Regions from separate parts of the Homo sapiens genome. Here all the other regions are linked to region 4. Evidence: chromatin contacts called from ENCODE Hi-C or POLR2A ChIA-PET data. All regions are on one chromosome and are shown on one strand. Each heading gives the region's core, a stretch centred on a gene start or an enhancer-like site at or near the end of the contact. The rest is flanking DNA. Distances are from core to core; before and after follow the strand shown. Region 1 holds the start of SCARB2 (scavenger receptor class B member 2). Region 2 holds the start of CNOT6L (CCR4-NOT transcription complex subunit 6 like). Region 3 holds the start of PPM1K (protein phosphatase, Mg2+/Mn2+ dependent 1K). Region 4 holds the start of SEC31A (SEC31 homolog A, COPII component).

What was found. Hi-C counts contacts between places; a loop is a spot of excess contacts on that map. ChIA-PET counts read pairs that join two places held with the same protein, here RNA polymerase II (POLR2A). Pooled maps may share reads with other maps.
Region 1: a map of CD8-positive, alpha-beta T cell shows a loop between it and region 4 (5-fold over the local background). The contact joins the promoter of SCARB2 here to the promoter of SEC31A in region 4. A Hi-C loop is called at or near these places in 2 of 168 maps with a recorded cell type or tissue (CD8-positive, alpha-beta T cell and naive thymus-derived CD4-positive, alpha-beta T cell) and 6 of 50 pooled maps.
Region 2: a loop to region 4 is called in a pooled map, with 22 times the contacts of the local background. The contact joins the promoter of CNOT6L here to the promoter of SEC31A in region 4. A Hi-C loop is called at or near these places in 1 of 168 maps with a recorded cell type or tissue (naive thymus-derived CD4-positive, alpha-beta T cell) and 9 of 50 pooled maps. POLR2A ChIA-PET finds 5 or more read pairs at or near these places in 1 of 52 experiments (MCF 10A).
Region 3: a loop to region 4 is called in a pooled map, with 8 times the contacts of the local background. The contact joins the promoter of PPM1K here to the promoter of SEC31A in region 4. A Hi-C loop is called at or near these places in 1 of 168 maps with a recorded cell type or tissue (naive thymus-derived CD4-positive, alpha-beta T cell), 2 of 37 single-sample maps with no recorded cell type and 11 of 50 pooled maps. POLR2A ChIA-PET finds 5 or more read pairs at or near these places in 2 of 52 experiments (CD4-positive, alpha-beta T cell and T-cell).

The regions. Positions count from the first base shown.
Region 1 is chr4:76,212,383-76,218,039 of GRCh38, reverse strand. SCARB2 (scavenger receptor class B member 2) reads left to right here and starts at 4,216. Exons shown (of 12, transcript NM_005506.4): 1 at 4,216-4,613. The coding sequence starts at 4,497. It also overlaps a transcript of FAM47E not described here. RefSeq lists silencers at 3,878-4,497, 4,411-4,815.
Region 2 is chr4:77,815,796-77,821,171 of GRCh38, reverse strand. It overlaps CNOT6L (CCR4-NOT transcription complex subunit 6 like), which reads left to right and starts at 1,804. Exons shown (of 12, transcript NM_144571.3): 1 at 1,804-1,868. The coding sequence starts at 1,864. RefSeq lists silencers at 758-907, 1,168-1,327, 1,368-1,467, 1,958-2,027, 2,108-2,507.
Region 3 is chr4:88,281,229-88,286,532 of GRCh38, reverse strand. PPM1K (protein phosphatase, Mg2+/Mn2+ dependent 1K) reads left to right here and starts at 1,972. Exons shown (of 7, transcript NM_152542.5): 1 at 1,972-2,127. It overlaps PPM1K-DT (PPM1K divergent transcript), which reads right to left and starts at 1,603. Exons shown (of 5, transcript NR_134238.1): 1 at 1,472-1,603. RefSeq lists a silencer at 1,610-1,829 and enhancers at 1,564-2,087, 2,000-2,089, 2,130-2,189.
Region 4 is chr4:82,886,881-82,892,654 of GRCh38, reverse strand. It overlaps SEC31A (SEC31 homolog A, COPII component), which reads left to right and starts at 1,502. Exons shown (of 27, transcript NM_001077207.4): 1 at 1,502-1,567.

The DNA.
Region 1 (5,657 bases), core at 2,967-5,466, 6.7 Mb after region 4:
GTATTTTAAATGTTTATATTTAACACATTAACACTTTGAACATAAAAGTATACAATGACTACATCATTAAACTCATTTGAGTATAGTATCAACATTCTAAATTTAAGGTAGAGCCCAAAGAGCCCTCTTGCTTCCCCTCGATAGCCCTTAGAGTCTGTGAAGAAAGCTCTTTTTCTAAGTCCCGAATGATTGCATAATTTCAACAGGCACCAGCAATCATTCATTAAGTGTACTTGTTCTTCTCAGATAAAGTCTTCTGATTTTAGGTATAGAGAGATCACCGTATCTCCTTGCCACAGCATCAGTCTCCTCATTTTCCGCCCTTGTCTGTTTGTGTTGCTATAACAATACCTGAGATTGGGTAGTGAAAAGAGGTTTATTTGGCTCATGGTTCTGCAGGCTGGACAAGACGCACGGCACAGACATCTGCATTGGATGAGGGCCTCAGGCTGCTTCCACTCCTGGGAAGGCAGAAAGGGAGCACACCTGTGTGAGGCACATGGGCAGAGAGGAAGCTAGAGAGAGAAGGAGGAGGTGCCAGCTCTTTTCAACAACCCGCTCTCTGACAACTCACTCATGCCTGAGGGAGGCATTAATCTATTCATGAACAATCTCTCCTCAGGACCCAAACACCTCCCATTAGGCCCCACCTCCAACACTGGGGATCAAATTTCAACATGAGATTTGGAGGGAACACAAATCCAAACCATAGCAGAGAAGTCACCAGGAAGAGTCCTGATTGTCTCCCTGCCCTGGCATCAGCCTCCTCATCTAAACTCTGGGAGCAGTAACCCCTTCCCAAGCTGTCTGCCCCTCCAGAGTGTGTTCAGGGTTATTAGTGGCTGGCAAGCAGGGGCTACTCCCTGGATGAGAGGGCAAAGTCTCTCATAGGGTGAGATGATCCTGTGGCAATAAACTAACAATGCCAATTAGCGGTGCAGACATGTCCTATAGATCAGAAATGAGGAGGAAGTCCCAAAGGGCATTGAGAAACTTAAATCTGGATTTTGGGGCTTTGTGTCAAAAGCTTCTGAACATAGCTGTGGGTAGAGAAGATGGAACTGAACAGAAAGACAGCCAGGCCAGCTGCTAAAAAGTTATGCCAGCCTCGGTGATAAGACAGAGATTACTGTGGGATCACAGACTGCTATTTTGGGAACATACATTATTTTCTTAAAAGCTGTTTATATTTTCTGTAATTAGGTCCTTTTTGTTCTGTCTTATGTTAACACATTTAAAAATGCTAGCCTGGTCAGCTGTGTTAAGAAGAACCAAGAAAGAGATTTTCATTCGGCTTGTCCAGAGTTTTAAAGGGGAAGTGGCTTACTAACCGCCTGACATAGTGGAAACAGAGTGAGATCCTCAGAGAGCAGGTAAACTGAGGGCAACTTGAGCTGTAAACCCTTGTTTAGAAACTCTCCCACACTAAGATACATTTATCAAATTTGTCTCCATCTCTCCATCCCCACAGTCTGTTACTGTCCTGGTGGCCCAGACAAGAGAGAAGAAGGGACCTCAATGAACAATGAAAAGGAAGAGTACCCTGGGATTGGTGGTCCAGGGATGGGAGGAGTGGGTACCTATGGAGTTTGCCCTCCAGAATGGAGCCCGCAAACAGAAAATCTGATTGTAGCAGTCAGAGAGTAGGGGGTGGAAGTTCAGTGTGAGCATGAACTTCTGAGTGCCAAAGTACCTAGGCAGGCAAGTTACCAAATTTTTTTTTCTAGTTAGGGAAGGAGAGGACATATAGATGACAGGAGGACTTCAACCAATGCCTAGGTAGGGGACATGTGAGGGTTAGTGGGCTAGCATTGCTCCTTAAGCAAACTGGGGCACAGAGCAGAGTTAATGTAGCTAACTGAAACTTAACAGCAGAGAAGAGGCAGGATTAGGGGAAGAGAAAGGCTGCCGATTGTGGACACCTGAGGACTGGAGACCACCCACCCATCAGGCTGGGGACAGTTGAATCATTCAGGACCCCACCAGGTTCTATTTGAACACAGGACTGGTCCTCTGGGGCTGCTGCTTGAAGAGCTTTGGTAGCTACAAAATGTCCCAGCCTCAGTTCTGCCCTTACCATCTGCTCCAGTTATCTACTGAGTAACCTACCACACCAACACTCAGTGGCTTAAACAACAACAATCCTTTATTTTGCATTTTGAGCAGGGCTCAGCAGGGACCACTCACCTCTGCTCTGTAATGTCTAGGGCCTGTGACTCAAAAGGCTAGGGACAGCTGGGGACTGGTGGGACATTTCTCTTCCTACAGACTCAGGGCTTCTCCCCACAGTCTTTCCCATGTTCTCTGCAGCAGTCTCCGGGTAGCTGAACTTAGGGGTGACTTGAGGCTCCAAGAGCAAGAATTTGCAAAGGCCCCAGCAGAAGTTGCAAGGCATTTATGATCTAGCTTCAGAAGTTCCAGGATATGGTCATTTCCACTGTATTCTATTGGTTTAACAAATTGCTAAAACCTGCCCAAATTCAAAGCGAGAAAGTATAGACCCCACCTCTCAACGAAAGGAGTAACAAATAATTTGCCACCATTTTTAAACCATCATGCTATCTCACCAAGTCCTCAACAAAGCCTCCTAACTGATTTGCTGTCCTCAGATTCTCATTAGTGACAGATCGGGATGCAGCAATGCGCAGAGTAGAAAAAGTGAGGGTTTTGGAAGCCAACAGCCAGCCCTACATCCTGGTTCAAGCAGGATCCACCACTCAGCAACCAGTTGAGCTTGTTAGGTTACTTAACTCAGAGCCCCAGTGTTCTTGAGTGTAAAATGAGGATAATACACTATAGTTGCCAAGAAAATGTACTTCTTGGATCTTGCAGTGTAGATAGCATAACTGACCAATGGCTCCGCCTCAACTGCTGAGCTCTGCTGAAATCCATACCCTGATATTTATCCCTAGGTTGCTGCAAAGGCCAGCTTCCTAAGGCTGCTCCCAGCTCATGACTGAGCACAGCAGGGATACTAAGGCGGGCCTCTTTCTGGGAGATGCCAGACTTCTGGGACAAGCCCATTTGGCTAAAGGATTCCCCACCCCAATGGCCTTGCTGAACTTTTTATACATGGACTGTATATATATCAAATGCTTCCTTCCACCCAACCTTCCTTCCTTGCTTGCCTCTTTCCTTCACAAGGATCACACCTGCATCCCAGGTCCAGCTCCCTGTTTTCCCTCAAAACTCTCTTGCATAGTACCCCCATCTGGGACTGTTTCTGGAGGACTGGGACAAACACAACCTCCTATTCATAGGACTGCCAAGGGTATTAAATGAGTAGAACTGTGCAAAGAAACTAGTAAAGGGCTGGCGTAGAAGAAACACTCATTTAACGAACACTTCTTGAGTCCTGGCTGTGTGCAGGTCTTGGTCCTGGGTGTCTGGGACACCACAGTGAGCAAAGCAGGCAAGAACACCAGCGATGCCTGCTTTAAGCTCCTTCCCAACTTCCACATCTTTAACAGGATACCAAGAGCCCTTCAAAGTCTGACCTCTTGGGGCCTCAACACCTCCGACTCCACCCCCTGAACACCTGAGCCTACAGTCAAAAGGAACTTCCTTCTTGCTTCCTACAGGTTTTGCTCTTTCACCCCCAATGCCTTTGCTCACCGTTTCCTTCTCCGTGAAATGCCTCCTCCTCCCTTTTTTGCACATCTTCCATTCTTGCACATGCCCCTTACGTGACAAACTTATGCATCCCCCAGGCCCCAGTTCAATGTGGGGCCCTAGGTCATCCAGGCAGAACATGCTTGCTGGCATGATCTCAGCAGGCACCTGGTAGAAGCACTTGCTACATTGTGTTGTAATTGCGGTAACGGTGTCCCCGCTAACTTGCGAGCGCCTCTAGAGCAGGGGAATGTCCCAGCCACCTTGAATCCCCAGCGCGTGGCCCATGGGAGGCCCTCAGACCTATCTGCGGAATGAGTAAATGAGTGTGTGAACCAGGTTCGGCAATTTCGGTGGGGCGAGCGCTGGGCCTGCGGTGCAGGGCGCTGGGAGCGGCCAGGCCGGGCCTGGCTCAGGCGCCGCAGCCACTCAGGGCCACCGGGGACCGGCCGGGGAGGGCGCGGGCCGAATCACTGCCGCCGCCGCAGGGCACATGACTGCGGCCTCCGCCCCCGCCCGCCTCCCCGCGCAGTCGCCGGCGGTTGCCTCGCGGGGTTGCGGCGAGCCCGGCCCGCGAACGTCACGTCCCTGCGCGCTCCCTGCACTCTCCCGAGCTGCGCTAGGCGGGCGCCACGGCTGCCCGGCGAAGGAAACCGAAACCGAGTCCGGGCCCGTCCCTCCGCGGCCCCATCCGCCCGGTGCACCCGGGGCCGCGCTCGCCAGGCCGCGGAGCCCAGAGCTGCGCGCACGAACCGTGCGCCGGGAGGGCGTGGGCGTGGCGCCGAAGGGTCCCGGGTCTTCGACGCCTCTGCGGCGGCTCCTCCCTCCTTGCAGTTGGATCCCTGGCGGGTGCGGCCCGGCCCGGCCCGTGAGCGGCGCACAGAATGGGCCGATGCTGCTTCTACACGGCGGGGACGTTGTCCCTGCTCCTGCTGGTGACCAGCGTCACGCTGCTGGTGGCCCGGGTCTTCCAGAAGGCTGTAGACCAGAGTATCGAGAAGGTGAGGCGGGGCGGGCTGTGTGTGTGTTGTGGAGTCGTCCAGCTCACCCTCCCATCCCTGCTGCTACATCTTGTATGGGAAAGACCAGCACTCAGGCAGACCCTCCGCGCTAGAGCTCTTCTTGCGTCCCTGTCTTCCAGGGCTTGGTAGGCGAGGGTTAAAGAAGGATGAGGAAGGATGGAGCCGACTCTGTTCCCTTTACAGTGATAAGTAAGGCTATGGATCCTGACTTTTAAAAAGGCCTTCGGTTGTGTTCTGTCGTTTGCATCTCTCCCCACTCCTTCCGTCTACACCCCAATCTCAGGTGGGCCCAAACTTGTTTCCTTCCCACTTCATGAAGAAACAGAACTGAATGAAAGACACCGCAGAAGAGGCAGGTTATGTTGTCTGCTTGCTGTAGCCTTTGAAGTGGTGTGCGCCTGGGGATGAGACGTGGGTGTGCGGTCTATTGTGTTCTTGCCCTCTTGGGCTGGGCAGGGGCAGTTGGTAGCTGGGCCAGTCCTTTAGGCTGGGTGACAATTCATCCATCAGTCTTTGCTGAACGCTGACTTAGTGGCTTTGTATCTTGTACCAACAGTCTGTGTTGCTTTGTCTCACCATGAATTCTTGTTTTTCTCAAACGGCCATAATTTTCAGGCACAGATGCATTTAGATACCCTACAAGAATCTGAACTTGTCTCTTCCTCTAGATGATTGGGCTGGAGAGCCAGTCCTTTAAGAAGACTTCATCTTTTGATTTCACTGGTCATTTCATCTGCCCTTTCCCCCACATCCACCAAGCTGTGTCAAAAGAGGAACAAAAGAGAATTACTGGGATCATTTTTTCCTTAAAAAAGAAAAATAATCACTGGAGCAGCAGCCTTTCTTGTTAGCATCCATAACTGCACGCTTCATTTCTCCCACTGGTCTGCACTTGCTGCGGCCAGATAAAAAAGCCCAGGCCTAGTCTACTTTGAATCACTGCACTCTCCAGTCAGTAAAGCTATTTTATTCCAGGTGGCAATGGATATCTTCCTTTAACTGAGTTTCCAAAAGTAATTAAGT
Region 2 (5,376 bases), core at 555-3,054, 5.1 Mb after region 4:
AAGATGAATTGCAACCAACGCAACGTGCTTAGTGTGCTAAACACTCCTGTGGGGGAAAAAATACTGAACATTGCTAATATACCCTTGACCAACACTGGTAAATACACGAGCCCGGGCATGCATTGAGAAAGAGATTAAAATTGTGCAAAACTGCAACAGCAGTACTCTGCCTCCACAGCCGGTGTAATTTGCTTTTTGGACTGCTGGCCCAAAAAAGCTGAAGCTGGCCCACAAAAACAAAAACAAACCCCAGAAACTTAAAGTATCACAGCCAGGTTCACCAAGTAAACACTACTATTTCTAGTTTGCATTTGGATGTTTTCATTCTGTAGATGGCATGGATAAGCTACAAACAACAAACTAAAGTCTACAACGAGAAGGGAGAATTAGAAAATAGGACCGGGTTATCGCTGAGCGTCACAGGTTCTTTTATTTACCTTTGACGATACAACTTACAGATGCTATATGTTTTTAAAAAAAATCCACCGAATATGTCAGGAAACATTTCCTTCGGTCACTTCACCTCCCCTGGCGTCTCAGCCACCTAGACCTACGCTCTGCTTCGCTGTCAGGTCGCCTCGGGCGAGGAGGGTGCAGTAAACAGCGCCCACACAAGAACCCGGGGTGAGGCGGTTTCCCGTCTCTTCGCCAAGGCTCTGTGGATGTGGGTTTCTGAAACTCTACCACTCTTCTCAGCCCCGCTCCTCGCTCAGGCCAGGAAAAAAGAGTGAGAAAACAGCCAGAGCAAAACAGAAAACCATTAAGAAGCCCGGGCCTCCGCGCGCTCACCGCGACAAAACGCGGCGCACGGGGGGCGGGGCCAAGGCGCTGCGTAGGAGCTCCGCCCCGTCACCGCCCCGCCTCCTTCCCCTCACCCCAACCCTCCGCGCCGGGGAGTGACTGACTCCCGCCAGCCCCTCCACGTCAATCAACCCTCCTCGTTCTCGCACTCTCTGCACCTTGTTATTAATCTCAATACCGATATCGCCCGGACGCCTCTCCCCCGGCCCTCGGGGGTGTGAACGTGTGTGAGCGGGAGCGAAGGCACCGAAAGCTGGCGTCTCTGTTCAACCTCGGCCCCAGCAGCACCCGGCGCAGCGGCAACCCCCGCAGCGGCGGCAGCCCCAGCACCAGGAGGCCAAGGCCAAGGCCAGGCTCTGCGTGGCTCTCGGAGCAGTAGCCGCGGCTCCGGCCCTGCGGGGGCGCAGCTTCCTTCGGCTGGGGCCTTCGCGCCGGCGGCCGCGGCCGCGGGGCCTCTCTTGCGCGCCTGGGGTCACTGTCCTCGAAGCCCGGCGGCGCGGCCCTCGTCCCCCTTCCCGACCCCCGGTCTGTCTCCTCGCTCCCTTCAGCCGCCTTCCGCGCCGCCGCCTCTGCCGTTCGTCAGGCGGCCCGGCCCGGCCCGCCCGCCCCGCATCCCCTCCGGCCGGTGCCTCTCCCCTCCGGCGGGCTGCCTGCATGTCTTTGCTGCCCTCAGCCCCGCCGCCACCGCCGCCGCCGCCTCCCCCGCCGCCGCAGCACCAGCACCAGCCGCCCCGTCGCCGCCGCCGCCGCCGCCGCCCGGACCCCGGCGCGCTGAATGCAGGTGAGGAGGGGGCGCGGGCCCCCCGAGACCCCGGGCCCGGGTTCCCTGCGCGCCCGCCCGCGAGCCCCGGTTACGGGCCCTGTGTGCCGCCGCGGCTTCCCCTCGGGGCGGGCGGGAGCGAGGCCCGCCGTGGGTGTTTGTGTTTGCGTCTGCGTCTGCGGCCGCGGCTCTGGAGGGGAAGCATCTGTGGGGGCCTGGTGCGCGCGCGCGCGCGTGTTTGTGTGTGTGTTTCCCCTGCCGCGGGGAAATGGCTGCTGTTGCTTCTGGGCCAGAGGAAGAGAATGAGGTAGAGTGTTCTTTTGCCTCCGAGTAGGACCGAGAGTGTTGGGAAGAGGAGCGCGTCCCCGGGGAAATGAGGTGGGAGAGGGACAAATGTGCGTGTGGGTGTGCGAGTTGGGACTTTGGCGGGCGGGGAGGCGGCCCGAGGACCCACGGCGAGTGGGTGTGTGTCGGGTGACTGGAGGGGGCGGCGGGGCTGACCCGCGTCTCTTCAGAGGCGGGCGAAGGTTCCGGGGTGTGTGTGTGTGTGTGTGTGTGTGTCGGGGGTGGCCCGGGGCCGGGACCCCAGAGTGGCGTGTCCCTCCCGCTTTGTGGCTGCGGCTCCCGAGCCTCGCAGGTGAGAGCTGCTCCTAGGGGGCCGGCCGGGGAGGGCTGAGTGAGTGCGGCACACGCGCGGCAGCGGGGCTGGGAGAGCTGCTGGTCGGTGCCGCGCCGCTGATCCCGGGGCCGCCGTTCCCCGGCCGCGGCAGGAAGCGCGCCGGCCTGCAGCGCGGCCTAACTGCCTGGGCGCCCGCCCACCTCCCCGGACGCCTCCCGGGACGGCGAGCCCGCGCGAGCCCACGGCGCTGCCTCGGGCCTGGGCAGGTGAGGGTCGGAGGCGGGACTCGCCGATTGCCGTCGCCGTGGCCGCCTCCGCGTCTCCTGAGAGGCGAAGGCTTATTTTGGCGTTCCAACTGCAAGCCTTCGCCCGGCCGGCTGTGGGACCCGAGGGAGGAAAGTGAATCAGAACAGTCAGTCTTGGGAATACGCGGTGTCGTGTTCCCTTCTTTTCATCCTTCCCCTAAGGCTGTGTGGAGGGACTGAGTAAATATTTTGGATTTTTGTTGCAAATACTTTGCCGTTGGTAAGATTTTTTTTTTTTTAATTAGACAAACATTTTCTTGGAAGGGCTGAGGAAGAAAGGGAAACTGGCTTTCCTGGCCTGTGGGATTGGATGGATTTTGTGCATTTGAAATTGTTTTATCCTGCCTCCTAGGGGGAGAGGCGTGTACGCGCCGCCGAGCTGAGGAGCTGGGTGAGGAAGAGGAAGTTACTGGAGCTGTCATCCTGCTTAACTCGGTCGGCTATTGAGCTTAGACTGTTTAGGTGGATTGTGTTCAGGGAGTTTAGCTGAGCCGTTTGTACACATTGGAAGCACAGTGTTACATTTTACCGTATTGCCTCTAGTTATCTTGTCAATCAAGATAGGCTCAACAAACATGTTTTCCTCAGTCTCCAAAAACTAGATCAAGCAACCTCTGTTGTCTACTCAGTATGTGCTGCTGGAAAGCTATTTTGAGAATAGCCTAAGCAAAACCCAGTTGTAAAGATAAACCTGCTGCCAATAGGTCTACAGTACATTTCAGAACCAAATACAAATGGCATTTGGATAATTATTTGCTAATGTGCTTTTCTACTCCAACCTCATTACATTTGTATGTAGTTAGATCATTTAGCTAGAACCGTGCTGTGGATAAAAGCATAATACAGTTTCGATCCTTGTAGGCCGTACTCTGTGTCATGGCCAGAGATTGCTCTTTGCACCTGGTCTCACAAAGAAATAGTGTATGCTGTTCACGGGGAAGTGGAGGGAAGAGAAGGAGGGGCGAAGAGCTGTTCTCTATTACCACTACTGGAAAAACAATTTAACATACGTAGTTAGTGGGAAAAGGACTTGTTTTACAGACTTCAGTTAGCCTCCCAGCTGTGTGATTTTTCCTTAGCTGTTTGACCTTAGGTAACATATCTATAAGCCACAGTTTTATCAGTCACAGAGAGCTAATACCTTTATAGTAAGGTCGTTTTGAGAATAGAATGAGAAAACATATGTTTGGCATGTAGTAGATGCTTAGTTAAATTTTAGTTCTGCCTCCTGCAGCCCTGACTATGGGCATTGAAGAACCTTTGCAAACACAAATATGATTAATTATTTAGAGCAATATTAAGTAACTATAACGTAAAAAAGACAATGGAATCTTTCAGAGCCCTTCAGTATACAAAAGGTATATATATAAACTTTAATGTATATAAGAAGTTTTTTTCTAATAATAAAAATAGTCATTAAAATAGCCTAGTTATTTATAAAAATAGTCATACTTAATTTTTTTTTCATATTTTCAAATAGACCATCTCTCAGTTTCATTATTCTTTATGATTTTCGTTTTGTAGCCCTGGAAAAAAATTTTCAACCTCTATATAGCACATGTATGTTTCAATACAGTTAAACATTAAAAAGGATCAAGGAACCAAAATTTAGATAGATCCCCAAAGTTTAAATGCTACGAAAAATGCTAGCTCATGTTGACTGATTTGGTAAATAAAACTTCTTAGAATATTTCTCTGAATATAAGGTAAAATCCTCTGTCCACTTAATTTTCAATAACTTTCCATTTTTAGTATTTTCTCTGGAGTAGGAAATGTGTTCATTAAATTTTAACTGCTGTGTGGAAAAAATAATGTCATGGAGAGGTATGGAATTTAAGGTAAAGATAACAGAAAAGTTAACATAAAGATTGTTTTCTTTTTGTTTTGGGAAAAGACAGGACAGAGAATGTGGGAGTTTGATTGGTTTAAGTTTGTCATGGCCCTATTTACAAATGCCGGGTTTCCCAGTAGGGCTTACGTAATTTATTTGTATCAATAATGATAAGCTTTAAAAAATATTATTTTCTAAAATTCAAACTAAAATTTCAACACATTCAGTATAGCTTTTATGCATATTTTTATATAAAAATTTCTGTGAAGGTAAGAGTCACAGGATGGGGAGGGGGAAGCTCTCATCATTGAGGGGCTTGAATTTTTATAAATAACTAGGGGCAACTATTAGAATGCAAATTGTGATTTTCTTAAAGTGTGTGTTGTGGGAGTGTGTATTTACATTGAACAGAATCTTCTGCCATGTGGTTATATTTAAAGGAATAATTCTTACCTTAAAACTATAAATGATACTTTTTAATACCTTAGAAACAAAGAAATAGAAATGAATCTGCTCTTATTTAGTATTTGGTAAAGTAATTTTCATTGGACTTTATGAATTATTTTAAAAGACTTTATATATATATTTTTTAATTTGGGAGAATTGGGAAGAACATTTCCCTGTAGTAATCATGAAAACAGATGATATTGAACTATAAAGATATTTGGATATGAAGTGGAAGTACTAAGGTTATTATTTAGACTAAAGGAATTATGTTACAACAAAATCAAGGTGGAAACTTGTTTAGATTTTAAAAGTTAATGTTACTTAAATGGGCTTTTAAGCAATCTTTCCAAAATATCTGTTATTAATGTCTTTAATTTGGGAGAATTGGAATACTTAGGAATTTCTGTATGTATTACTTTGGGTAATGCTAATCAGAGTAATAAATACATTCCAAAATTTCAAAGAAGTTTACTTGCTTTCATGACAGTTCCAGTGCAGATGTTTACTTGCTTTCATGACAGTTTACTTGCTTTCATGACAGTTCCAGTGCAGGTGCTCCTGGTTAGCAGGTTTCTTGTGGCTTTCCTCTTATGTTGTTTAGGGACTCATACAA
Region 3 (5,304 bases), core at 723-3,222, 5.4 Mb before region 4:
CTATGCTGTTGAAAGTCAGCATAGAAACTCCCCTTGGAAGAAGGCAGTGCCTGGAAGGCAGGTTGATGGGGTTCCCAGGTATTAATAATGTTTTGTTCCTTGATCTGGGTGCTGGATACAAAGGTGTCTGCAGACTGTGAAAATTCATTGAGCTGTCTACACTTAGGATATGTGCACTTTTTAAGACACATGTTTCAATAAAATTATTATTTTTTTAAATTCCACGCCAGGTACAGTGGCTCATGCCTGTAATCCCAGCACTTTGGGAGGCTGAGGTGGGTGGATTGCTTGAGTTCAGGAGTTCAAGACCAGCCTGGGCAACATGGGGAAGCCCCATCTCTACAAAAAATATAAACATTAGCTGTGTATGGTTGAGCGTGCCTGTAGTCACAGCTACTTGGGAGGCTGAAGTGGGAGGATCACTTGAGCCTGGGAAGCAGAGGTTTCAGTGAGCTCAGATAGCGCCACTGCACTCCAGCCTGGGCAGGAGTAAAACCCTGTCTCAAAAAAAAAAAAAAAAAAAAAAAAAAAAGAAAGAAAGACAAAAGAAAAAAAAATCCAGGAAGTCTATGAAAAGACATCAACTCAACATAATATTACTCAAGGTTATTACTATAATTTGTGAGCCGTCAATATGAGAGTCACTCTCTAACCTGGTTATTAAATGCACTGGATTCAAAACAGTTGTCCCTGGCCTAGAATAACTAAAATGCCAAATCAAGTTAATTATTTATCTTTAAAATCTCTAATCTCTCTGCTCTTCTCTCCCTTCAGTGATATTGTCATAGTTTAATCAAAGTCATCTTCCACCTTAAATTTCATCTGTCATCATCTCCTAATCAGTTTCCCAATAGCTTATTTTAACTGTTCTTTGCACACTAACCAAAGTGATGTAAAGTCTAAACCCAGACCCTTTCACTTCTTTTTTTCGAATGCCTCAATAGAAGCCCATTAAATTTAAAATGTAATGCCAACTCCAAGCCCCTGTCTGCCTCATCTCTCTCACATCATGCTGTTCTTTCCCTCCCTCAATATGCTGGAGACACTTTGGCTTTCTTTCTGTTCTTCCAAAACGCCGGGCTGTCTCACCGAGAGACCTTTGTCTGCTGTCCCCTCTGCCCAAAACAATTCATCATTTTATTGGTTCCATGGCTGAATGACTGATGGTTTAAATGCCATCTTATAAAGTTCTCATATAACAATCTTATCTGAAGTTATCCTCCAGTGTCCACACCATGCCTATTTCTTTCCTTGACATGATTAATTACTATTCTATGTGCTTGCTTACTTGTTGGTTTTCTCCCTCTTCTTTGTTAGACTGAAAATTCTATGAGGGCAGCTATCGTGTCTAGCTGTGTTAGGGGCGTATCCCCAGTGCCTAGCAAATGTATAGCATACAAGACGTCCTTCAATAAACACAGAAATACTTGTTTAATGAATTAATAGACATTCCCTAAAGATCACAAGATACCTGTTCAGCCACGAAGAAGACTGCACTGTGCACTGCTGTTCAAAGACATGGCAGTGAAATCAGATGCCTTTCAAACTCTAAGCCTAAGCAGTATTGGCATTCCGTTCTCGGTTTCCTGGCTGTCACAACTACAGTCCCTTAGCCCGAAGCGAAACCCCCTCCGCGCTCCGCCCGCTGGCTAGGTACCAAGTCTCGCGGCCCCACCCACCGCGCAAGCGCGCCCCCTCTTTGGCTGGGGAGCTAACCTCGGGAGGGCGGGGCGCCGCCGCGAGCCACCACTGGCACAGGGTGACGTCGCTCCGCCGCGCAGCTGGAAGCCTGCGAAGTCAAATAGCAGCCGCGGGGAGGCTCGTTCCCATCGGCATCTGTGACTGGCTGCGATCGAGGGCCCGGGCGGCCGGCCAGCCGTCTCGCCGAGTGCGGACTGGCCGGATCTGCTGTCAGTCAGCGGGAACAGACTTCTCCCTCTCCATCTGGTCAACTGCGGGAGAAAAATTTTCGAGAATTTCCAGCAGGCAAGGCAGTGGCCGCTTTGACTGCTTGCTTCGGAGATCCGAGACGACGGAGAAGGCACTCTTATTTACCGACCAAGAAAGCTCCTCCCCCGTCCTCCGTTAGCTAATTAAAACATTTTTCAGGGACGTAGCCATCCAGAGGTAAGAGCCTAGAGAGTGCAATTCATTTATTTCTGCTAACCATGTATGCTGTTCTTTATTGGCGGTCGCGGAATGGAGAGTAAACGGAGAAGGGTTTCCCGGGAGGTCGAAGGGGAGACGTCGGTTTCCGTTCCCCCGCCCCCCGAGTCGGCGCTTGGCCGGCGGCCTCTCGGAGTTCTCAGAGCGTCGCTTTCTTCCCTTTGGAGGTCGTGAGCAGCTCGTCGGGGTGAGGCGGGGCCCAGCTGGGCTGCCTGCGCCCCGGGCGGCGGGTTTCCAGCCCAGACTGCGCTCGGCCTTGAATGTGGCCGCAGGCTGGAGGGCCAGCGCGGCGCGAGGCGGGCAGGGTGGGTGGGCTGGGACTGGAGACCCTTGCCCGAGGCCCCGGAAGCGAGGATGCTGCGGGGTGGGTGCCGCGTTGCCTCCCGGGCGAGGGAAACGTGGCGACAACGGGCTCGGTACGCCCAGAGGGAGGTTGGGAGGCGGAGACCTGGCGGCAGAAGGTGCCGAGGGAGCCCAGCTATTTGCGAGGCTTCGCAGGCAGGCGGGCGTGTGTTCTTCCCACCGTGTGTCACCCTGACCACCCGCCTGTCAGGGCCAGCGAGCCGAGGCCAGGATCCTGAGCTGTACCCAGGTGAGCTTTTCAGGAGGTCCGGCATCGTGAAGGATGCACAGCCCCGGCTGGTTTTGATCCGAAGACTTGGGTTTTACTTTGCGCAGGGAGCGCTGTAGTACTCAAGGCGTTGTAGCTGGTGATGTCTTTTTCAGCAGCCGCTTTCTGTAGATGAGGGAATTCACCGGATGTGACAAAGAGGCTCCAGGTGGAAATAGCCAGGGAATTTGCAGTCTCAAAAGCTCCACGGGCTTTTCTGAGCCTCCCACTGCTAACGTGCAGCAAGGCCTCATCGGTTCTTTCCGTCAGGGCGGAGGAATGAGGCTGTCCTTCGGTTTCAGAATGAGCGACTAAAGTGACAGATTACAATGACGATGAAAAAGAGCAATGAGACCGGTAGCAATGGCTCACGCCTGTGATCACAGCACTTTGGAAGGCCAAAGCGGGCTTGAGCCCAGGAGTTCGAGACCAGCCTGGGCAACACATCGAAACCTCGGCTCTACAAAACATACAAAAATTACCCGGGCGTGGTGGCATGTGCCTGTGGTCCCAGCCCCGGAGGCTGAGGTGGGAGGATCTCTTGATCCTGAGTGGTCGAGGCTGCAGTGAGCCGAGATCGCACCACTGCACTCCAGCCTGGGCGACAGAGCAAGACCCTGTCTCAGAAAGAAAAAGAAAAACAGCCATGGTTTGTGGTGTTCTGGTTAGGCAGCTGTGGCAGGAAGAAGAGCAGCACGTGCGTGTGTGTGTGTCTGATAAAATACCTTAGTTACAATATTTGAGTAGTGAGTTCTCGCTAATAATTTTTTCTTGCAACCTTAGTCATTACTACTGATCACCCAGGCAAATTCCTTGACTGCAATCCTTAGAGACGAGGAAAGAAGAGAGGAGAGTGGCTGGTGACATAATAGACTGTGAAGGAAAGTTCTTAAAGGCATTATAAAGTTACAGGTTTGGGATATAGTCTGTGGCTTGTATGCATATTTACTAACGTGTCTTAAAAGATATCTATGGGAATAGAATACTGAGTACTTTTCACTGCTCACATTTCACACTTTTCTCCAGTCACACATCTGAACATAGACATATTCACATTAAACCTAAGGGGAGTCCTTTGGAGTTTTTATTGTTGTTTTCTTTTTTCCCCTCAGGTAAAGCAGTAAATTTTCTTTCCCTTCCTCCTAGCAGGGTATTGAGAAAGAAGGTATTGGGGTCCCAATTAGCTGAAATACATTCTGGAAATTTCCATACTATTTGAATTTACTGGGATGCCTTAATTGATTTTCTAAAAAGGTCGATAGGTAAATATTTGGTTTAAGAATATTTAAAAGGGCTGTGTTCTCATTGTGGAAGTTGTAGATACCTAAATGCCACTTCATAATGGGCAGATAGGAATGCTTTCTTAAAATATTTTTTCTAGAGGGATAAAATCTAAGCAGGTTTCAGAACTTTAGAACTCCTGAATAATTTTGGCATGTGCTTAAACTGCCCTTTTGACCTGCTTTTAACATACAAGAACAGTTTAACTCAAATCCAGTGCACCTTCCTGCCAGAGAAAGTGCTTTCCTTTTGGATGACTTGACTTCCAAAGATTGAATATAATGTTAAAATGGTTTATAAAAATAAACTAGCCATGTTTTCCGATCAAAAAATTGACCTAAATCTCCCCTGCTTACTTAAAAAGATTCCTTCTCTCTCTTAGTTTGTGGAATAATGAACTCATCCCAATTTTTAATTGCTGAACTGACAAAAGACAATCCTTAGGTGTTTGCTAGTTTGTTCTCCACTCTTTTTGTTTAGAGAACACTGATTGCTTTTTTTTTTTCCTTAAGGTTTTTGTTTTTCACATCACAAGTTCTACTCCCCTTGCCTTGCTGGTCAAAGCATAGTCATTCCCATGGGCATCGGCAGAGCTGTGGGGTCTATGATGGCAGATCCCAATTGTGGAGTTCTGGAGGAGGAAACTTTTCTTAATGTGCAGGTTTAATTCAAAGTTGTTATTTACTTTGGGAACTCCAGCTGCCTTTGAATTGTTTCTTAGGGAATATGGAGGGGATTGATATGATTTAGTTACATTGCAGATGGAAAAGGACATGGAGCCAGTTCGTAACATCTCGTTTACCTAAGCGATGCCGACCTGTTTGTTTGTTTTTTATAAACTAGCTATATATCTGGGTCACATTTCATCTCTGCCAATAATATGCCTTAAAGTAGGTGGTTTCCTATGACTGCCTGCTTTCTGAGATGATTATAGAAACAATACACGAGGAAGGATGCCAGGTTGATGATTGATTTTAAAATACGCAGGTTTTTAGCCTTACAGAAACTGCTCAATTTGCATTTTATCTCATTTCTTAAAAATGTTTCCAGTGGATATTTGTTCTCTGTGAGAATGCAGTTCTATTTTATTATTTAAAAAAAAATTGGGGGGAGGATAAAGAGGAGATAAAACGGCAAGAATATACTAGAACAGTTGCAGAAAAACTTCAATATTTATTTATTTGTAATTCCAGAACTCTGATTTAAAGTAGGTGCATGACTGCAAAGTAGCTCAAGGCTGAATATGG
Region 4 (5,774 bases), core at 253-2,752:
TTAGTTCATGCACAGATAGCAGAGCACAAAGTGCATAGTACTGTTGCCTCCTTGACCCCAGAGATTAAACTTGTGACCATTTATAAAAATGGATAATTAAAAGAGGTAATTGGTCAACAAAGGACAGAGCAGCAAAGAAAAGTGATAATGCTGGAAGTGAAATTGGATGTGATTAGATTTGAAAGTGGTGACAGCAAAGCAAAGATAGGTTGAGACCCAGACCTGCATGAAGCTGTAATACAAGCCTATTGAAAAAGTCTGATAAATGTAAAAAGGTAAAGTTGCTTCAACGTCTTTCAGTTTTAATTGCACTAGGAACAGAAAGCTGCTTGCGGTTGAAATGGAGCATTTACTTGTTTGAATTGAAGACTAATCAAAAACAAATCCCAATCAGTTTGACTAGCATTCAGGCCAAAGTGATAACCTTAGTTACTGCGTTGAAAGAAAATGGTAATTAGAAGACTGAAAGAGAATATATTACTACCAGTAAAAGTTGGGTTCATTATTTCAGAAGTTGGCGTGAATTGATGTTAAGCTGTCTTATGAAGCTGCAAGCTTCAGATGGAATGTTACAGAAGATGTAGCTGACTGTGGGAATGTTAACACTGCTGCTGTTCAAGGGGCAGGATCCTTCTGCTTTAGCTACCCAAAGTGCAAGAGTTGGCTTTGAATGCTAGATGTAATGAGAAAAGAACTTGTCTAGAAGTTAGGAGATCTGGGTTGAATCCAATTTCTGGTAATTTAGCAAGTGATTTTCCTTTGGCTTCACCTTGCTGTAAAATAATTCCTCCCTAAACTAAAAGTACACTTAGGCAACGCATCTAATTAGATTTGAGGTTGTGGAGAAACAGTGGCAGAAGGTGAGTGCTACCGGGTCTCAATACCATGGGATAGTAACAAGTATGAAACGGTACTAATTGGAATTAATATAACACCCCATCTATACCTCTTTGTCCACAATAGCCTTTGGGAATGCCCAGATTGTTTCACTTTGTATAAGTTCTCAAAACGCCAGAATGTGCAATCAAGTGGGTAATTTTAAGAACTCAGTCACAAATTACAATAAAGCCCTTGCAGCCCGATTTTCCACCTGGTTTGGCGCGGGCAGTGTCGCCAGGGGCTGCCGACGCCTCACAGGACTAGTGCTACGTGGCGTTCCTGCGGGCCACGGCGGTTATTCGGCCAGACGGGGACACCCTCTGCACTAGTCCTTTACCCACTAGTCCTGGCTACCCCATCCACATTCTGCGCGCCGCCCCTCAGAAAAGGGTTTCTACGATCGCCGGGGCGCGATGACCGCAGAGCGCCACCAACCAGCGGAGCCGTACCCCGCCTCCCAGGCTACCGCCGGTCCCGGAAGTGCCGTGGCGGGCTGTGCGTCGGGTGGGCGGGGAAAGATGTCGCTCCCGGAAGTGTTGGGCGCAGGGCGTGGCTGCGGCTGCGGCTGCCACGTTGGAACGGAACGTGGAGGTGGCCCTGGCCGGGGAGGAGGGGCGGCGGCGAATGCTGGGAGAGTCCGACGAGCGCTGCACTAACGCAGGATCCGGCTGCCGAAGGTCCTCGCCAGGTGCGTCCGCCCGTTGCTTTTTGTCCTCTTCGCCGGTCCTTAAGCTTTGAGGTAGAGCCCAGGCCAAAACTGGGACCGCAGCCTGGGTCTCCGCTGCCCCGCACCAGCCTGAGGCCCGGTCTCTGGTGACGGCGCGCCCCTAGTCTTGGTTTCGGGCCCGGCGGAACAACGCCTGGCATCTGGACTCCAGTGATCGCGCCCGTCCGCATTCGCCGACGTCTCCACTGCTGAGCAAAAGCCACCCGAGGCTGGCGACAGTGTCTTGCCGGGGAGTAGTAGCCGGGCTGGTAACTGGAGTTTGAGATTAGGAGACTTTCAGACCCTTGTGCACAAAGAGGTGCGGTCCCCGAGGGTGAGGAGAGGAAAAAAAATCTCAGGATTACTTTGGCTTTGGTTAGGATTTTTTTTTGTACTTGAACTATTGCCAGATTTAAAGGTTCATAGGTTTGAACTGACGTCTACTGTCATTTAACTAGGATTATTTTAAGGACGGTGGTAGCCAGGCGCAGCCTGTACTTTGAGGGCAGTCTCATTAAGTGTTACATGTTTTTGCTAATAAGTTGTTAAATTACGGGGCTGTTGTAAAATAAACCAAAATATTGCCTGGACTTGTGGGCATTATAAATTTTTTCTTGCGCTTAAGGAATTAATTTTACGTAGGGCTATTTGAAGTTGCAGTGATCTGATAGTCTGTGACAAATCCTTTCTCCTAACTTATTTTTTCTAACTATAGAAAACTGAAATTTGGTTGTCTTTGTGGGCAGTTATAACTGTATTTAATCGATAAGGGTGTGTTCTTGTTACAGCGTCCTGCGTTTTCTGTACCTCCGTTTATTCAAGAGTTGGCAAAAGCTTACTCTCCTTTTTTTTTTTTTTTTTTTTTTTTGAGACGGAGTCTCGCTCTGTCACCCAGGCTGGAGTGCAGTGGCGCGATCTCAGCTCACTGCAACCTCCGTCTCAGCCTCCTGAGTAGCTGGGATTACAGGCGCCCACCACCACACCTGTCTAATTTTTGTATTTTTAGTAGAGACGGGGTTTCACGCTGTTGGTCAGGCTGGTCTGGCACTCCTGACCTCAAGTGATCCGCCCGAGTTGGCCTCCCGAAGTGCTGGGGTTACAGGCATAAGCCACCACGCCCAGCCTACTCTCCTTTTTTAGTGGTTCTTCTGTGCTCCTTGTTTCTCACTATCCCTTAATTAACAGCTCAGGGAGAGGTTTGTAGACTCTTAAGAACTTTTGGATAACTCGTAGTGTTTTTGTAGTTTTGTAGTGATTTTATCTTAAATACGTCCGCGGTTATTTGTGAAATTTGAAATTTGAGGTGGATTTATAATGATATTGCTTAATTTTATATAAGCAAATTCTTTATTGAAACCAATAACATGGGAATAGAAATAAATTTGTAAACTGTGAAGAGCAATGATTCAAAATTTTGGGGGGATTTCACTGTCTTACGGGAATCTAATGAAAGCATTGGAAGAATGCACATATACACACATGTAGGATTTTCTTTTTTTTTCTTTTACTTTTTTTTTTTTTTTGAGACAGGGTCCCTCTTTGTTGCCCAGATTGGAGTGCAGTGGTGCAGTCATAGCTCACTATAACCTTGAACTTTTGGGCTCAAGAGATCCTCCCGCCTCAGCCTCAGAAGTAGCTAGGAATATGCACGTGGCGCACGCCCAACTAATCTTATTTTTTATAGAGATGGGGGTCTCACTGCGTTCCCCAGGCTGGACTCAAGCTCCTGCTTTCAAGTGACATGTAGGATTTTCTATATACATAATATTATGAAGTTTACAAGTTAAAAACTCCTGTAAGGGGATATTACTAGATTGATTTACATTGATTACATTGTTGTTAGGAATGTCATTAGGTTAATTTCAGCTCAAAAAGTTTTATTATACTGAAGATTAGTATGACACCAATTAGTTCAGTAACCAGTGCACAGTTGCTTTCTCCTTTGATTTGGTTTGGGTTGAGTGAAATGAACCTAGAACATTGAAAATACTAAATAAATCCTCTAAACAATTGTTTCTATCCATATTGAGATATTTTGCCTGCAGAAAATGGATTTTTACTGAAAGCAGTGCCAACTAGGGATTGTATACCTGGTTTGGGAATCCAAGTTCCAATTCTATTACCTCTTTAACTTTTTACTTGCTTTCTGAGTTATGGATCAGCTCTGTATATAGCATTGCAAGGTTGGTATTTTTCAAAGAACAGTGCTGGTGGGTTTTAGTATTGCTTCACAAAATTTACACTTTGAAAATGAGCAGAAATAAAAAAGTTTCCACCTAATTGAATGCAATTATTGAGAGAAAGTTGCATGAAAAATAAAGAGTTCTAGTCTAGAATATAAATTTTCCTCAAGAAATTTTTTTTTTTTTTTATTTTTTTCTGAGGCAGAGCCTCGCTCTGTCACCCAGGCTGGAGTACATTGGCGCGATCTCGGCTCACTGCAAACTCCGTCACCTGGGTTCAAGCGATTCTCCTCCCTCAGTCTCCCGAGTAGCGGGGACTACTGGCCGCGCCATCACGCGCAGCTAATTTTTGTATTTTTAGTAGAGACAGGGTTTCACCAGGTTGGCCAGGATGATCTGGATGTCTTGACCTCGTGATCCGCCCGCCTCGGCCTTCCAAAGTGCTGGGATTACAGGTGTGAGCCACTGCGCCTGGCCGTGTCTGTGTGTATATATATATATGTTTTTTGTGTGTTTTTTTTTTTTTTTTTTTTTTTGAGACGGAGTCTCGCTCTGTCTCCCAGGCTTACTGCAACCTCTGCCTCCCGGGTTCAAGCGATTCTTCTGCCTCGGCCTCCTGAGTAGCTGGGATTACAGGTACACACCACCACGCCCGGCTAGTTTTTGTATTTTTTAGTGGAGACGGGGTTTCGCCATGTTGGCCAGGCTGGTCCCGAACTTCCGGCCTCAAGTGATCTGCCCACCTCGGCCTCCCAAAGTGCTGGGATTACAGGCATGAGCCACTGCGCCTGGCTAATAGATGTTTTTTTTGTTGTTGTTTGTTTGTTTGTTTGTTTGTTTTGAGACAGAGTCTTGCTCTGTCACCCAGGCTGGAGTGCAGTCGCATGATCTCAGCTTACTGCAAGCTCTGCCTCCCGGGTTCACGCCATTCTCCTGCCTCAGCCTCCCGAGTAGCTGGGACTACAGGCGCCCGCCACTGCGCCCGGCTAATTTTTTGTATTTTTAGTAGAGACGGGGTTTCACCGTGGTCTCGATCTCCTGACCTCGTGATCCGCCCGCCTCGACCTCCCAAAGTGCTGGGATTACAGGCGTGAGCCACCGCGCCCGGCCTAATAGATGTATTTTTGAAGTTTCGTGGTGGTAGACGTTTTAAGTAGTGATGTTTGTAATAACTGTCATTTATGAGCATTTGTTTATATATGCCAGGCACTGTTCTAACCACTCTGAGTAATACCACTTATTTCTCACAACAACCCTGTAGTATAGATACTGTTCTCCTTATTTTAATGAGAGAGGAGCCAGGACATACATGGATAAAGCGACATGATTAAAGTCAGAGGTGGACATAGTGAAGCTGGAATTTAAACTGAGGGTGTCTGCCCTAGACCCCATGCTCTTAATTGCCGTGCTATAGATACTGTCTTGGAGATGGCATGTATGAACAAGCCCACACAATTTTCTTTTCCTTTCTTTTTTCTTTTCTTTTCTTTTCTTTTCTCAATGTTTTCTTAGAACATTGAGTACTAAGGCTAAGAAATAAACTTTAGTAAATGCTTTGAATTCACATTTAACTATTTTATGTTCTTATAAATGTGTCTCTTTCTTTTTCAGTCAATGTTACACATTAACCAAGCATTAATGAATTAGGTAGTCCTTGTACTTAGGTCTTAGAAATACTATAATTGTATTCCATTTTTTTAATAATACAGCTATTTTGATTTCACTTTTAGAAATTATTCTGAAGGCATCTTATAACCTTTTCCCCCTTAACCATACTTTCTCCTTTTTTAAAAAGTAAATGATCCTTTAAAGAGTTAAGAATTTAAAAGTAAATGTTTTATCTGAAACTGGTCACTCTAGCTCATTAGTCTACTTGTTTTCCCCTAAATATAAACATTTAAAATAAATCAAAACTTTCTGTATATCTCCTTCTGTGCTAAGCAATTTTGAGTCTAAAAAGGGGTAAAAGTTTTGAAAAAAGACGTTATTTGTCTAGTTGGTGAGAT